2 separate regions of the Homo sapiens genome follow, and region 1 is linked to region 2. The links are chromatin loops, found by intact Hi-C in ENCODE. Cell type or tissue: heart left ventricle. All regions are shown on one strand. Each heading gives the region's core, and the rest is flanking DNA. Links, peaks and the distances in the headings are about the cores only.

Region 1 (8,975 bases), core at 533-8,532, 210 kb before region 2:
AAATTTCACTGACCAAATACACTGAATTTGTCAATAGAATTTCAATCAAAATCAGTTCAGAAAGTGTGATAATTTTTTTTAAATTCAAGACAAAAAAAGCAATCTACTCTTTAAAATGGGGACCAATACTTTTTAAAACCTAATTCTTGGAAGACAAAGAAAGAGGCTAAACATATTTCAATATGTTAATGCATTTTCAGGCTATTAGTATAACCCTGAGGTTTTTTTTTTGTTTGTTTGTTTTTTTGCCTACCACATCATTACTCTTCAATCTGGGGTAATCATTGATCTTAGATTTCAGGCACGTGCTCATCAACTTTGACCTGTTTTTCCTCTAATGTGAATCCAGTTAAACTTCCTACCTTTAATCGACTCTTCCATTTCTTGCCAATAAAAGAAACAGGTAAAGAAATACATCAAAAGCAGGCCCTGTACATGGAATGCTATCCTCTGTGGGAGGGCAGGTACTTCTGTAATAAATGCTTATTTTAAGTTTTCCTACATCAAATTTAGACTCGTAAAGCCAGGCCATGCATGATTAGAAATGTCAAAGGCATAATTCTAGAGTGATTCCTGCTTTTGAGATCTCATAGCATAACAGCATTCAATTTTACTAGGCATTACAGGAATATTCTCCAATGTGCGTATTAAATTCCTTTATAGAGACAGTTGTGTTGGTACAAGCCATAAATTTGACAAATCATCAGATATATAACTTTCATTCTCACATTTACATTACCAAGTATTTTATGGAGCAATTTTCTTAGTCATGGCAGTGAGACTGTTCAATGATATAAATAAATAAATAAATACTATTTCAACGTAAAACCCTTAGCTCTAAAAGAAAGTAACTATGCTGGAGTCTCACAACAATACAATTCACTATGAAAGAGAATTCAGTTATCAGTAGGGTCTATCTTGGATTGCATCCATGAAAGTTTATTACCAGTAGTATCACAAGGACTTTATTATAGCAAGCAATACAGAAGCCAAGGACAGAATTATGGCTGGATTCCAGTGCTGAGAGAAAGTGCATGAAAAGCCTAATATACCACAATACTGAAATGGTTATTATAAATAACAGGCACATTTACATTGGATTATCATAAGTTTTCAACAGAAACTTAAAATACCAACTGTCAGCACCAGTCCCAGGGCTTGGGGTTTCTTGTTGAGACCTGTTGTTGTGCATTGGCAGTGGCAGGCCTAAGTGCTCCCAGGGATTTTCAGGCTTGCATTAAAAAACAATATCCCTTGTATGGAAAATTAGAGCTTTAGGTGTAAAGGACATTTAGAAATGATGAAGTACTTGAGCAGTCCACTGAAATAGCCTTAAAGCAGTATTTTGAAATACTCTAAAATATATTTGTATATTTTTACCTCAGTATTACAAAAATATAAGGACACACTTTGCTCTGGAGGGGAAAAAGGCATTAGAAGGCAATTAGGAAACTAAAATCTTAAGTTCACCTTACAGGGTTTCTCTGTCAGTATTTTACTTAAAAGATTACATTAAATTTCAGGTTGGCATGTTGAGTAATAAAAGAAAATAACCCAAATTTTAAGGCACATATGTTACAAATTTTATACTGGCCATTTATTAAAGCTTACTGTATTATAAAAATATTACTTGATTTTACAATATAAAAATATCTCAATATATTAAGAGACTGTCAAGTTTGTAATGTATGAAACAATTGATTTTAATTTAATAGAACATGTCCAAAATAAAATCTTTTGGAAAGGATAATTTATTACTCAAAATATTTCCAAGAGGTGTCTCAAACCTGCTTGGCCTAGCCTATCAAGGCTGGTGTGTGTGAGTGTGTGCGTGTGTGTGTGTGTGTGTGTGTGTATGTTTTTCCCCAGTGAGCAGTGCCAGTTCATCCTAAAGTTTGCTCATAAATTTCAGAATGAGTATCCCAAATATACATTAACTTGGAAGTCAAATTCTCTACATGTTGATCCAGGAAATATTTGTCCTAAAATTTGTTTAGAAATGCATATCACGTACAAGTAGATAGTTCATAAAGTCCAATCAATAAGGAGACTAGCTAAATGAAGTACAAAAATATTAAAATGAATCCTTTAGCTCTTGGGAATCAATGGCAGTAAACTTCGTTTAGAAAGAATGTGTGTCTGAGCAATAATGTGGAGCAATATTTCTCAAGCTGCTAAAATGAAAAGAGCTCAGAGGCATACATCTCTCCATGTAGCTATATTACATTTTTTGTTCTTTTTTTCCCCTATTGCTACAAGAGAATTGTCCTAACCACTTCAGAAATGCCCTACCTTATTCTTAGGAAGGAAATGAAAGCCTTACCACTGATTGTAAAATATATATGATAATTACAAAGGAGCAGAATTGGCAGATGAGGGCTGAAAGTTGCTTAATGACGAGGTCAATTATTAGCAAACTACACACGCCATCTTCTCGGTGGAAACAGATATTTTTACTTAATTCTACTTTGAAATATGCATCTTTTCTGCATGTGTGTTCCTAAATAGATGACATGATTCCATATGTCAAATAAAAATCCCATAATACCCTTATATTAGAATAGGAAATTTACAATATTTTAAATGCTAGCTCCAGCTGAGTCATTGATCCACTTTTGTAAGGCATATCCTCTCCTGAACATAAAAAGATTTAATGAGATATGCTTGAGAACAAGGAAACTTGAAAATGTGTTAGTGTGCATAATATAAATTCCCTTTTATTTCTGTCATGCTGGTAATTTCAAAATTATTTTCCATTTTATTTTAATTTGTTACTGTATCCAAGGAAGCTTCTAATTCTTAAGCAAGTTTGAGCAAGTTCAATAATTTAGATCAATTGGCAGGCATAATTAAAATAAATATTCCCTAGGGAGGCAGGAGGAAAGGTTGTGACTTGTGTTGCAGTTAAAAATATTTGTGACCAAGACTCAAAATAGCTAAGATATTTTCTAATTGAATCACATATTATAAAAATCTTATTATTTAAAATGGATTATCTAGCAGTTTTGAAAGCAGTGATATGGATATGGAAATATTTTCCTATATTCAGCAGAGAGAAAAATTTGAAGGAAAAATCTGAGTTTACACATTTAGCTAAAGTTTTTTTGCTTATTTGGAAATTTCCAACATTACTGAGAATATTAGAAGTATTAAATAAATTATTTAATATATTTTACTGCTTACTTTACTGAATGGTTTGCATAATTAAAAAAGTTAATTGCTTTGTTTCCACAATCTTTGGGAGTCATGGGACCAACTCCAGAATCAGGCTCTTAATGCAATATTTTCTTATGCCTCTTCCCATTGAGTTAAGCATCCTCCCTACCTTGGTAGAAGGATACAATGCAGGTGTGTGTATGTCTGTGTGTGTGTGTGTTCTGAATGAACTGCCAATGAATTACAGTCAAAAGCGATATAACTATCAAGTTGAACCATAAATAAAGCATCTGGTATTGATTCTTCTTACCTTATTTTGGGTATATTTCTTTAATTGGCTCATGATACTGAGTTATTATTCTGTTATTCTGAAACAAACAAGCAAATAAAAGCACCTCCCACCAAAATCTATTAGTCTCTTCCCAATTTTTGTGAAGTAAATATTTGACCGTCTGAGTTATAATACCAGGTACCAACATCAAAGCTACAATTTACAGTGGTTCTTGATGATAACATAAATATTGCTTTATGCAAAAAACAAAAAAAAAATGCATTGTGGTTTATAATACACAGATAGAAAGAGAAATTACCTGAAAGATAGGCAGAGCAAAGTTTATTGCCGGCCTTAAACAATGAGACAATAAAAGGCTAAGGGATTTGCTTAAAACTACGCAATAAATCAGTGCTTCTATTAAATATCAAACAAAAACTAAATGTTTTTCTACTTAAATTAGTTTTTAAAATATAAATAATTATAATGGCTACAATAGGTTTTCATAAGCTTTGAATGCAATAACTCAAATATAGCCCTTTGGAGTTAATAGTGGCAAATAATAAATAATAAAAGCTACCATGTATTAAACACTAAGAGTTTTCAGGTATTAACTACAACTTTCCATATCTTCTTCTCACCTTCATCATCTGTAAAATGTCGATATTACCTTGCTTTGAGTGATACTGTAAAGCAAATGATTATGTAGAACCCTCAGGTAGACACCAATATACTATAAAATAATTAATTTACTAATTCAATTATTCCTTGCTCTATTTATCTTTTCTTTTTGTATGTTTAATAAGGATACTATTTTATCATTCTAGTAAATATTTTTGATGGATAGGTTATCCACTTCACGTTGTTCTTTTTTAGTGCTTCTTTCATTTTATGTGTATTTATAAGAGGGAGTGAATACCAATATAATTATAATTTATTTATCTCTGACACTGTGATGACGTGGTGCCTTTAGATTACTTCATGAAGCCTTTTGTGCTCCAATTGTATTGCAATTGGGGTGTTTTGCACTGTGCTCAGAAAATTATCTCAAATAGCCCATAAAAGTTGATTTCTACATTTATAAATTTATTTGGCATAATTAGCAGTTTAAATGGAGACGTGAATAAGGGCTAGGAATTGGTGCCTAATTGGCAGATTCTATCCACACTCTGTGATCGGTGATAATCTTTACAAGGTTTTGCTCACTGCTCTGAATATTTGACGGTTGTCTGTAATCTCAGCCTTTTTGGAACTATTCTGCCACTGCTCACTGAATGATCTTTAGTAATTACTTGATTAATATCTCTGTGAGTTACTGGTTTCTGTCATTTATTATTCCTTAGCAATAAATCCAGGAAAATATATGCAGGTTTCTTAAAGACAGAGCCATTTAGCTTGTAGAAAACAGATGTGATACTATTCATGTTTTCTTTTTCTATAGTTTCATAGAATTATATTTGTTATAAATACTGGAACTTGTTCATGGTAGTTAGAGACCCATGTACTCTTAGTCTAGAGAATTGGAAACCAATAGCGAATTCAAAAGGTGCCAAGAAACTACTTACCTTTACAGCTAAATATGAGGCCAGTAAACATTTCTGGAGGTAAGAAAATAATCATGCATTTAATAAATATTATGAACATTGCAAGTCTGATTTAATGTGGAAAAAGATTGTTGTAGAACTAGTTATCAGCAATTTTAAGGTATCTATAAATAACTCAATATAGTAAAGTAATACTTCAGAATTCAATACTTCTATAAATAACTAAATATACTAAATACTTCACTAAATATAGTAAAGTAATACTTCAGCAATACTTCAGTAATAATGTATCTATAAATAACTGAATATAGTAAAGTAATACTTCAGTAATACTTTAGCATCTTTTATTAATGCTAACTTCCAAAAAATATATGTCCAACTGCACATAAACCTTTGAGGAAGATAGGGCAGTTATTATCATAATTATTGTTCCCATTGTGTAAGTGAAGGAGATAATACATGAATTGACCCAGGTTCTCTTTCTGGAAATGTGATGGAGCTTGAACTAGAACCCAAGATATCTGGCTCCAATTCTTTGCAAATGTACATGTTATATGATACATTACAATACAGTAGAATTGTTATATTTAAGAAGGACTTTTTAAAACTGAAAATATTAAATAGACTCTTCCAGAAGGTATCCCAAAGGAAAAGAGAAACTTGATAGTCAAAAATGACTCAAATATAATGACTTTTGGTAGAGAAACTGAATTATTTAATCTCCAAAAGGTCATAGATAAGGTATTATAAAGAAGAAACTGTGCATGAGATGGTGAGTTTAGGAAAGGCAAAGGAATAGATTATTAGAATGGAGAAATAAAGAAAATATGAAGCCCGAGAGTCAATTTGTGGAAGAGTCCTCTAATTCTCCTTCAAAAATGAAATGACAGAGGAACTGAGAATTTTCATTAAGGTAAAGAAGAGTAATAATGTATTTTCTCTGCTATTTTCAAAAAACTTCAGAAAAAGTTTAAGAAGCTAAATAATCAAGTCAGAAGTCCTGTACTTTGTGTTCTAAAATAAAATGTGGTTACTTAAAAAACACACACACAGGGATCTCTAAACCCATGAGCAATTGACAGAACTAATTTGATAGCTACTTGATCCCGGGGACATAGATAATACTCAGACGTAGGCAGCGAAAGAAAAAGCATACTGGCTTGATTTCACAAAAGAGGATGAAAAGTTTGGGGCTGAAATAGGCAAGAATTAGATTTTAGATCTTCATTATTCTGGGAGAAAGAGATGGACCAATGTTGTCCAGGAAACTAGAAATGCCTCTCAAAATTGAATTCTCAAAGAGCTAGTGAAGGCTGAATACAATTGATCACACTGAATAAAGGGCAGTAAGCTTACGGGGAAAAACTGATAAAATATGGTTCCGTGTGAACACGTTGTTTGCAGTTACCTATTGAAAGATTATGTATGGTTAGATTGCTTCACCCACAGTGAAGGGAAATCGTAAGGACTGGGCCCTAAAACTCCATTTCCTCGAGTATTCATATAATTAAAGATTGAGCTTGTTTTAGGTGAGAATTACCTGAGAATTATGAGCATTTAATTAATGATTTTTGAAATTACACATAAATCTGGAATTGTTTCTTATGCACACAGTTGTGAGTGTCAGATACCACCTACACAAGAGTAACAGCAGGTAACTACCAAGTAAACAACTAAAAAATTGATAGATAGTTGGTGAATGTTTAGAGAGTGGAAAGACACTTTATAGAATGGACCAGAAGCAAGGAGAGAAATGAAGTGTGGTTATATAAGCAGGCCTAAAGCTATTATTGAAAAAAATCCTTTATATATTTTAAGAAAGAATATGCAAAATCCTTAATAGATGACCCTAAAGACAAGAGAAAACAAACAAACAATAACAACAAGCGTAAGTTAGAGACACAAGATTGTGGTTAGTAGCGGACACTGAAAGAAGCACTGAATCTAGGGAGCAAAAGCAATGTGTTTTTCAGATGACCTCAAAGATAGTTTTGTTTCTGCAAGCCTCATCAGGCCTCAGTGTGTGGATTAAGAAACTCCTGGCCAGGTGCAGTGGCTCACACCTGTACTCCCAGCACTTTGGGAGGCCAAGGCAGGCAGATCACGAGGTCAGGGGATCGAGACCATCCTGGCTAACACGGTGAAACCCTGTCTCTACTAAAAATACAAAAATTAGCTGGGTGTGGTAGCATGCGCCTGTAGTCCCAGCTACTTGGGAGCCTGAGGCAGGAGAATTGCCTGAACCCAGGAAGCGGAGGTTGCAGTGAGCCGAGATCAGGCCACTGCACTCCAGCCTGGCGACAGAGCAAGACTCTGTCTCAAAAAAAAAAAAGAAAGAAAGAAAGAAAGAAACTCCTCCTCTGATTCCATCCTCCTCTTTAGGCAACATTTTAAGAGCTACTCTGATTTTCCTTGGCTCTCCTTAAAGAAAGGGTATTGCTTTGAAGAGGAGGCAGAGACTTTCTTATCTACTGAATGGGATATTCTCCTGTTCTAAGTTCAATAAACCGTTGTTACAGTTTGACATTAGGATCTTGTAATATTGTCGAGACTTGGTTATCATGCTTGGCTCTGTACAATTCTGAGGCCGTGATAAAATTGTGTTTTATGGATCTAGAAAGCAGTTTACAGATACCACCCAGAGGCCACTCTGTAATCAGCCAGGTAGCCTGCTCTTGTCACATACCACATTTACATACATTCTATTTAATGTTCCAGGACAATGGGGAGTGCATACACATGTCAAAAAATGGACATTAGTAGAGATTTTCCATGAAACAAATATACATATGAGTGATTAAATGGGAGTTGCATTTTTTACTTGGAAATTATTTTGTAGCAATTGTTTAGATTATCTTGAACTGGAAGACTTTTTATCGATATAGTGCTTATACATAACTCCTATAAAGCAAAAATGAACACAAAGAAATAATAAATTTATGTGACATTGGTGGTTTCATTTCTTTAGGTTAAAAACAACATTAAAAGTGATATCTTCCTGACAAATCATTATTAGTATGACTTTGCATACAACATATTTGGAAGCATTTCTTTCCTTGGATGGTGCACTAGCTGTGGTAGACATCAGTGACGTGACATTTCTGTGGTGCTATGCAAACATCAAATGGACTGGAATTAGTCCTTTTACTATACAATTTGAATTTATTTCTCATTCAGATTCTATTTCCGTGATTTATGTTTTGAAGCACACCTACTTACATAGTATTACTGACAACTGATAGTACTGTTACAATGTCAAGAATCTTAAAATCACAAAATAATTTTGTATGATGACCAGGAAATGTTATAAATTATTAGATCTCACCATAAATGTAGTTAGTCACATATTCTTTTAATTTTAAGTAAGTAAAATGGTCAAATAATTGCATAGTATAAAATAAAATATAAAAGTCATACTAGAGGACAAAACTAATTTAATGAATCAGTATTATATCACTCAAGAAAAGACAGCAAAAGCTATTACACAGAAATGTCACACTCATGGTACGTTCTGAAAATTTTGTAAAAAAAAAAAAAAAAAAGTCCTGAAAAATAGAAGCATAAGGTGATTAGAAATTCTTTAAGACTGATATCAAGGGATGCCACTATGCCCCGGCCTCTGATAATGATGTTACAATGGACTTGGTGACCTGAGAAAGAAGTTCTCAAGTGTGTTCTTAATTCCATTTTCTGGTCTCCAGTTTTCTGAGTTGTCTCAATTCTGTTAAATCTGTATCAGCAACATTGGGCCCTTACTTACTACATATATATATTTATATATATATTTTTTTGAGATGGAGTTTCGCTCTCGTTGCCCAGGCTGGAGTGCAATGGCATGATCTCACTCACTGCAACCTCCACCTCCCGGGTTCAAGCGATTCTCCTGTCTCAGCCTCCCGCGTAGCTGGGATTACAAGCATGTGCCACCACGACCAGCTAATTTTGTATTTTTAATACAAACAGGGTTTCTCCATGTTGGTCAGGCTGGTCTTGAACTCCTGACC
Region 2 (8,975 bases), core at 611-8,610:
CAAAACGGAATGTAACTTTGTAAATGGATCCCTTGTCCCCTGACAGCAATATTGAGGAGATGAAACATATCAATTACTATTACTAATTACATTAAGGGGAATGTGTTTCATCTGCCTTTATTTCATTTTAGGTCAGCTATTTACTTGGGGTTAAAAGTGTATACTTCTTTTGAATATGTAATGACAGAAAAGTTTTCCAAAGTCACTTTTGGCAAACTGTGTGATTCATTCCAATTGCTTTGAGGGTTTTCTCTTTTGGAATGTGGACTTCTTTACTCAGTTAAAAGGCTAACACCATATATTAGTTTATTTATAAGCATATCACTTTGCCTTTTAAACAGGATGCCAACAGTCTTGATATTAGCTGTTTTAAATATTCAAGCATATAGAGCTAACCTCATCTGATGAGCCAAATGAAGCTTAAGTAACAGCACAGAACATATGAAGTGTTTGCATAAAATATCCATAAAAGTGTCACTTGATATGTCCATTCAAAAGCATAAGATTACACAATTTAGAACGCAAATGCTATCCAGACACAGGACAGAAGTACCATTAGGATAAGAACCGAGGTGTAAATATTCTGCAGACAGATCTCTTCACACTCCTTTGCATTAGGTGTTACTATTTTCTAGAGAAATGTCTACAAATCTCAATTTATTTTTGAGTGTTTAATCTGTAAAAAGTGCTACCATTTTAGCTAGAATCTTCCTTGTTTACAACACCAATAAAAGCACCAAAACAACACAAAAATCAGCTTCTCACTCCATGTAACACAATAATACAACAGATATAAACACTCCACTATGTCAAATGTTGGTTTAAAATAAATAAATAATTCAAATTCACATACACCAAAGGACATATTTTCAAAAGCCATTTAATGCAAATGTAGTTTGAACTGGTGTTTTCTTGGATTGCATTTGTTATTAGATATAAAAGTATATTCAGACTGTTTCTCCTTATCTGAATAGCTACAGTAAAGTACTATATACAGAAAATATTTATTTAAAATACTAATTTCAATAATCATGAAAGCAATTAAGAATTCATATCTCTTTCTATAACTATAATCTTCAATGAGGCTATAAAATAACTTTTTCCTTTGCCTCAATTCTTCTCGGATTCCACATTCCACATGCAAAGCATGTTTAATAGAAATTAGATTGACAATCATAACTGTGTTTCTTGAGATGGGTTCTGACAGTAAGAAATACGTAATGTTTTATTAGCTGAGGTTGCTGTACCATGAGACACAGTCCTTTCCAAAAGGTCTTGTTTGCTGTGTGGCAAACTTTGGTAGATATACAAAGTAAACTTTCTGAGGATGCTATATTACACGAGGAAAACTTTCAAAAATAAATTTCAGATTTGCTTAAGTTCCGCCTCAGAATATATGTATTTTTTACTGTTTCCACATTTCACTGAGAAACTATTATGTCAAATATTCCACATAATCTTTACATTCTCAATATATCATAATGCATACCAAAATAGTCTTGCACACAGTACATCAATCATGAATATTTTCATTACTTGGCTTAAATAATAAATGGCTCATGCAATGTATTTTTGTTTGCAAACTTTTAATACCAAACAGAAAGAATGCAAATGGTAATTGCATATCATTATAGAACACTAATTGTTATAGGTATCGATTATTATAGATATAAAAGATTGAAAGTGGAGTTTTGCATGACATTTGCATATCAGTAAATATTTTTAAACCAGCAGTTTCATCAAAGTAGTCAGTATTTCAATATCTCAGACTTAGTACTACATCTGCATGAATCAGCATCTATTTATCTGTAAAATCCTGCATTGTAAATAACATAGCTAAAACTTCTATGGAATCCAATTTGCATAGACACCAGTAGTAACTTTAGAAACTTTTTCTCTGGATGTAATTATCCACTTAGTTGCCACAGAAGAAAATAATTTCAGGTGAAAACTAACCATCTAAGTAATACACACATATTTATTCTGGAAACAAAAAAATGTAGTATGAATTAGGGATGTCAAGTGCAAAGAGAACTGCCAAACACTGCCTACTCTGAATACTTCTTTCAGTAGTTTAGTGAACCTTAATTCTAATTTGCAAAATACAGTGGTATACCTCTTGTAGATGGCCTTTGCTAAATTAATGGTGCAAAAATTAACATTAAATTCCTACTGTTAAAATTTTAATAACTTTAAAAACGAGAAGACAAAACTTTACAGAAGATAATCTGTCTCAGAGTTATTAGCCCTCCCTGGGATATTTAAATATATTTGGGATACATCTTACCTGTTTGCTGTACTTGTTATTGGTTTGACAGCTGTACTCAGAGCAGTGATCTGATCCAATTGAAATGTTGTCTCCTGCTCCCACAAATGTGTTGGCTGGTGGTAGATCTTGTACGGCCTGGTGTTTTTTTCCTGCAGTTGGTGACTGGGGATGAAGCTGAACAGTAGGCAATGGGGAACTAGATTTGTAATGCCTTGCCAGGTCAGGACTGCCGGGCCCACCATTAACGGACCTGTATCGCCCCATGCTTGGGCTGTCTGACAGCTTCTCATTGACACTATCATACCTCTGTCCATTTGGCTTAGAAGCCTCCACAGTGACAATGCTGCTGTAGAGAGGCTGCTTAGATTTTTTGTTTTTCTTGTCCTTTTTAGGCTTTTTAGATTTGTCATGCTGTTGGGGTGTAAAAAAGTCTTCGTGATCTTTTTTGCCGGCTTCATAGCCATTTTTATTTTTGGACCTGCAGTACCTTGCCATCACTACAATTAAGATGATTAGAATCACCGTCATAATGCCAGCAACCACGCCAATGACAATACTGAGTCTCTGTTTGCTAATTTCATAGCTTGGGTCACCAGCTATATCCTGGGTGAGTGGGATGTGCAAACTTCTAGCTATCTGGGAGTCAATCGCAGTTGCATTAGAAACACTTTCATTGACAAACACGTGCACCAGAGTCGTGGTGGACTGGGAAGGCTGCCCACTGTCATTCACTTGCACCACCAACCTGTGCAAGCCATAATGCTTTTGGGTGAGTTTTCCCACTAAGGAAACCACACCACTAGTGGGATCAATTTCAAACAGCTTGAAGGGATTTCCTCCCACAATGCTGTAGTTCAGGTCTGCATTGATGCCATCATCACTGTCTGTTGCCAACACTGTAGCTACTACTGTCCTGACATTACTCGAAGGTGGCAGTAAAGTGTAGGAAATGTTTTTGGGAAGGGTAACTGTGGGAGCATTGTCATTTTCATCCATCACAAAAAGCGAGACTGTAGCTGTGGCAGATCTGGGAGGATCTCCCCCATCCACAGCCTTGACTCTGAAAGTGTATGTGGTCTGATGTTCCCGGTCAAAAGACATTGTGGAGTAAATGGTCCCCGTGTCATTTTCAATAGAAAAAATGTTATTGTTCTCCTCTATGTACAGGCTCATCTCTGCATTCCGCCCCTTGTCAGCATCCATCACGGTGACCATCCCCACAGGGCTGTTGGGCTGCAAGTTTTCTTTCACATAAAAGGTGAAGACGTCCTGCATAAACTTAGGGTCATTGTCATTTTTATCAGCCACCTGCACAATCACCGTAGTGCTGCCCTGCAGCACGGGGATGCCTTTGTCTTTGGCGTTAACTTTAAACTCATACCTGTCAGTCTGCTCGCGGTCCAGCACGGTATTGACCAGGATGTCCCCAGAATCGGGATCGATGGCAAAGATCCCCATCACAGAGGAGTCCAGCGAGTAGGCGATCTCGGCGTTCTTACCGCTGTCTGCGTCTGTCGCCAGCACCGTGGCCACCCTCTCGCCCGGGATGTTGTTCTCAGGGAAGTAAACCTCCACCACCGACTGGCCGAACATGGGCGGGTTGTCGTTGGTGTCTCCCACCTTGACAATCAGGGAGTTGTTGCTCGAGAGGCTGGGGCTGCCTGAGTCCACCGCCACGATGACCACGTTGAACTCCCGGGTGGCCTCATAGTCCAGAGGGGTCGAGGTGTGCAAGAAGTACTTTTTCTTGTTCTGGTCGCCCTCGGTGTCGCTGGCTGGCTTGAGCTGGAAGGGCACGTCGCCCACCACGGTGCAGGTGACCACCCCGTTCTCGCCTTGGTCTCGGTCGGACACCTGCACCAGAGCGATGGGGGTGTCGACCAGAACGTCCTCGGCCACGTTGGCCACCCCGTCCTTGAGGGGGATGCGCCCAATCTTGCGGATTTCAATGGACGGCACGTTGTCGTTCTCGTCTTTGATGTTAAGGACCACGGTGGCCTTGTCGGTCTTGGGGGGCTGCCCGCGGTCGCGGGCCATGACCGTGAAGCGCAGCTGGTTCACCTCCTCGCGGTCGATCCGGTGCAGGACGCTGAGCCAGCCGGACGTCTCGTCAAGGCGCAGCAGCCGCCTCACCGACTCGGTGGCCGCCCCGAACACGTATTCGATCTGCCCGTTGACCCCCACGTCCAAGTCGGCTGCGCGCAGTTGCAGGATGGGGGTCCCCGGGGCGCTGTTCTCAGCCAAGTCGGCCTCGTACACGCTCTTCTCGAAGCGGGGGCTGTTGTCGTTCACGTCGGTGATGAGGACCCGTAGGATGGCCTGCGAGGAGCGAGGCGGGTCGCCGCCGTCGCGCACTCGCAGGGTCAGCTCGTAGGAGTCGCGCTGCTCGCGGTCCAGCGCCCCCTTCACGATCAGCTGCGGCTGCTTCTCGCCGTCCGGGGTGTCCGCCACCTGCAGCTCGAACACGCTGCTGCGGCCGCCGGGGTTGGTGCCGCCGCCGCCCTCTGATGCGTCCAGCCGCCGCTTGGAGCCTCCCGAGCCGCCGCCGCTCGCGCCGTTCCCGCCGCCCCCGGGGTAGGGGGCGCTGTCGGCCGCCCCGGCGCGCCGGCTCTCGCCGCCGCTGCCGCCGCCTCCGGGCTCCTGGAGCAGCTCGTAGCGCTCGATGCCGTTGCGGCCGAAGTCGCGGTCGGTGGCTGTGGGCAGCAGGTAAAGTGTGCCCACCGGCCGATTCTCCTCCACCGTGAGCGTGAGCACGGGCGACGGGAAGGTGGGCGTGTTGTCGTTGATGTCAAGCACGATGACCTGACCCTCAAACAGGTCCACCCAGCTCTGCGAGGGCCCGATCACCGACACCTCGAAGTCCAGGAAGCACTCGTTCTCGTCGAAGATCATCTGACACTGGGGCAGCTTCTCGCGGTCGATGCGCCGCTCGCTCGTGCTCAGCTCGCCAGTGAGGTTGTCGATCTTCAGGTACTCGGAACCGGACTCCAGGCTGAAAGTCACCTCACCCGATCCGGTCACGATGCCCAGGTCTGAAGCCACGTTGCCGATGCGGACGTCGGCGGGGCCCTCCTCGGCCAGCCGGTACCGGAGGAGCTGCTTGGCGGCCGCCAGGCTGAGCGAGAGCGGCAGGAGGAGGCAGCAGCCCAAGCACCAGCCGCGCGCCCATCCCGCGGTCCGCATCCTCAGCATCTTCTCCTGCTGCTGCTGCTACTGCTCCTTCTAACCACAGCCCCCTCGGCGCCCCCCTCCTCCGGGGCCGGCCGCCTGCCCTCCCCCGAGTCCTCTCCCCTCTCCCGGAAAGGAAGGAGCGAGAGGGAGGGGAGGGAGGGGGCAAAAGCGGCGTGGAGAGTTGGCCGGGAATGGGGGTGGGAGGGCAGCGATAGATGCTTCTTTTTTTCCTCCTGCTTCTTCCGAAAGTTATTGTTTCATAATTCATGCAATGGGTGCTAATCGCCCGCTCGCCTGCCGCCGTTCAGTCGCAGTACTCACAGTTCACGGGACACTGCGCGCCGCGGGTTCGGCGCTCCCCCAACCCAGAGTCATCCCCTCAGCGGGCGGAGAATCCCCGGCTCTAGTCCCCGCTCTGTCGGAAGGGGCCAGAACCGCTCCGGCAGACGGGCAGTGGGGCTGGGAAGAGGTGGGGAATGAGCCTGCAGCCTCCCCCGCCTGCCAGCCCGCTGGTCTTTGCTGCTACTCGAGTTGAGTCCAATTCACGTTCCAGGCACTCACTCCAAACCCAGGCTCTGCTCCGGCTCCGGCCACCCAGACAAACGTGAGTCGCTTCCTGCACCAGGCGCTGGGGCCAGCAACAAGCCAGTCTCAACTCCGACTCTGCTCATGCAGCGGGGGAGCCAGTCAACAGATCGAGAATGAAAAATCCCCCGGCACGTCGCTTCGGGCACGGTGCAGGGGAGACTACTCGCGTCACAGAGCGGTCAGTGTCAGGGTCCCCCCGGCGCGCCAAAGAGAAGCCCGAGCCATCTTCAGAGACGCCCAGAGTCAGTCCCTTCTCACCCCGGAGAGCGCGGGTTTCTCTTTTTTCTTAACAACTCTGCGCAAGGTCATTAGTCACGAAGCAGCCGCCTGAAACCGCAGCAGCCTTTCGCCCACGGGGGCGAAGGCTGAGCAGTGCGCACCGTGCGGTGCCCAAGTTTGGGTTCGCAGCCGCAGAGTCCGTGCCTTTTCTCACCTGCATTCGGCCCGCATGTCGGAGCAGTGGGATCTGCAGCGCTGTGCGCGATTCAGGGAGGAGATTGCAGCCTCTCTCTCCCCGCTCTCTCTCGATCCCTCCCCTCCCTCCCTCCCTTTCTCTCTCCTCCCTCCTCTCTCTCCTCCCTCCTCTCCTTTCCCCTTTCCCCCTCTCCCACTCGCTCTCTTGCACGCTCTCTCTCCTTCCCAATGCAGGGAACTCAAGCTGAACTTGATCCCTTTGCAGTTCAAAGGTGAGCAAACCAGGCTCGGAGCACAGGCGACGTTAGCCGGCGAAAGCGCACGGCCGGGCGTCCCCAACGGCAATTAACAAAGATGCCCAATTCTGTCTGGATTTCCGAAGAAAAGCCAAAGGCTTTCGGGCGGGGGTGGAGGGGGAGGTGGAGTCAGAGACAGCTGCCAAGTAGCTTAAAAAAAAAAATCCAGTTTGCCAAGGGGAGAAAAAGTGTCAGTCGGTTGTGGCCTCGGAAGTGCCCTGGCACGGCTGGTGAATTCCGCAGTTGTCTCGTCCCTTTTCGCGTCTGGGAGAGTCTGGTGCGGGCGCTCCCGCCGCCCCTCGGGCTGCAGCGGCTCGGAGACACTGAACCGCTAGTGGGAATCTCCCGTTCGCTACCCGCGAGCAGGAAACCCGCAAGTTGCCCAAAGTGGTGGTTGCTGCTGGGTGCTCGCTCGCTCACGGATCAGGCTTGTCCCTGACGCTGCTGCTGCAGCGGCGGCGGCAGTAGCAGCCGAGCCGCCGAAACTACACACTAGGAGAGAGCGAGGGAGGAGGGCCCGGGATAAGGAGGCGGGAGGGAGCGTCAGCCAGCCGCCGCGCTCGGGAAAGCCCAGCCTCAGCTCCAGGGGCCGCTCAAAGTGTGCCCAATCCCAGCCAGTCCTCTTTAAGCCAAAGCCCAGTCCCCCTCCCTAGCGAGTACCGCCGTCTTCTCTGGGGGACTTGTTTTCCCTCCCTCGGGCTGGTAAATTTCCTCCTCCCTTGACTAATGCCCAGTTCACGCGTGAGAGCTTTCGGAGCTGGTGTCAGGATAGGTTTCTCCTTCTCCCTCCCTCTCAGACGACGTCCTCCTCCCCCCGGAAAGTGTCTCCGGTTCGCGATTTAGGATCTTGGTTAGGACATGGTTATCGGGGTCCTGGGGAACCTACGAGCGCCCAGAAAGCCACTCTGTTCTGAAAAACCATGACGGGCTGCAGTAGTGAAGAGAGAACATCAAACTCCAGAGAGCTGGAGAAAGATCCTTTTTTGGGAGCTCAGACTTTGGATGGTTGCGGGGGGCAGGGGCGGCGGTGGGTGGAGGGTGAAGGATGTCTGTCTTTGTTTAAATGCTTGACATTCCTGTCGTCGTGCTTGCTTGCGGGGGTAGACCGTGTGTGCGCGCCTGGGGAATAAACACATGTTGGAAACCTCGATATTATTTTCTGAGCAGAAACCTGCAGCCTTTAGTAACTGGCAAAGTGTAGCGTCACCTATCTGGATAAAAGGGAAATAAACTTTAATGGCAACTTTGTGTACCAAAGTGTCCCCAGCTTTCCCATCTCTCCTTTTGACTTTGTGTCCCTTGACTGTCCCTATTTCCTGAAGCAAGGCTTCTCCAATTTTCATTCACGACCACCGCAGCCGGCCTCATCAGATCTCAGGTCTGGTTGTGTTTTTGAACTGAGCCATTTACTCATTTATTTCAGTGGCTGTAAACGAAGAGGCCCGGCTAGGATTAAGACGACTGAGACGGACTGTAGGTATTTGGGGAGAATTTTTACCATCTCGAAAGAGAGAAAGGGCCGCTGCTGGGATTTGCTTAGTCTTCAGCTCGCCTGACGTATCCATACACATTTAAGGGCCTCCCCTCAAAGAAAAATTTAAAGCCGAAAAAATAAAATCTGTCCAGTGTGGGTATTCTTTACGAGACCTGGGTGACGAGGCAGAATGATTTAAACAAGACAAACACCAATAAAGTCAACGAGCAGATGTAGCGCGCGGTTGTTTGGGCGGGCGCAGGAACAGGAATGAGGAGGGAGAGGCGGCAGAGATTTCCAAGCTCTCCCTACAGGGGATCGTAGATGCCCGTTGGATGGAAGTGTGTCTAAGTGTGTGTCAGGGAGCTGGCGAGTATTTTCCAGTCTGTGAAAGTAGCATCACCCCAGGGGTGGTGGCTCCTCCTCCGAGGCCAGGGCAGGGAACCCGGCCTTCCCGCTAACCCTCCCGCTGCTGGCACCCGAACCTCTCAGCTCTGTATCTGCAGCATCAGCGAGAAAAGCCCCGCGCGCAGGCTCAGTGCGCACCGCCGCAGTCTCGAGCCGGGGGCGGGGGTGGGCTCCGCAGCGCCTTCGCGGCCGGCTAAGTGGCAGTAAAGCCAAATCCCTCTTACATTTGGCAAGAACCCGGGTTTATCGGAACGCCTGCCTCTCTCCAAACCTCCGACCCTGGTTCCCCTTTTTCCCAGGTTGGAGGCAAATGGGAGAAGCCGTCTCCACTCCGCGGCCTTGCGCCGTGCATTCC

What was found. Peaks named below come from ENCODE experiments on the same cell type or tissue, not always from the same donor. Only the 100,000 strongest peaks of a DNase experiment are listed, where the experiment ranks them.
Region 1: a loop joins it to region 2, with 4 times the contacts of the local background. A loop is called at or near these places in 10 of 110 quality-filtered maps.

Annotation. Positions count from the first base shown.
Region 1 is chr4:30,931,362-30,940,336 of GRCh38, reverse strand. All of the region lies in intron 2 of PCDH7 (protocadherin 7), which reads right to left. Among named protein-coding and RNA genes, the nearest start is that of PCDH7, 220 kb to the right of the region's middle. In heart left ventricle, for the core only: no CTCF peak of the experiment used is centred there; no DNase peak of the experiment used is centred there.
Region 2 is chr4:30,717,909-30,726,883 of GRCh38, reverse strand. It overlaps PCDH7 (protocadherin 7), which reads right to left and starts at 6,515. Exons shown (of 3, transcript NM_001173523.2): 1 at 2,288-6,515. The coding sequence starts at 5,461. It overlaps LOC124900844, which reads left to right and starts at 7,763. Exons shown (of 1, transcript XM_047416545.1): 1 at 7,763-8,975. RefSeq lists an enhancer at 4,996-5,706. In heart left ventricle, for the core only: CTCF peaks have their summits at 4,841 and 7,937; DNase peaks (open chromatin) are centred at 5,123, 5,903, 6,103, 7,283 and 4 weaker places; H3K4me3 peaks cover 8,000 bases; H3K27ac peaks cover 2,394 bases; H3K27me3 peaks cover 4,842 bases.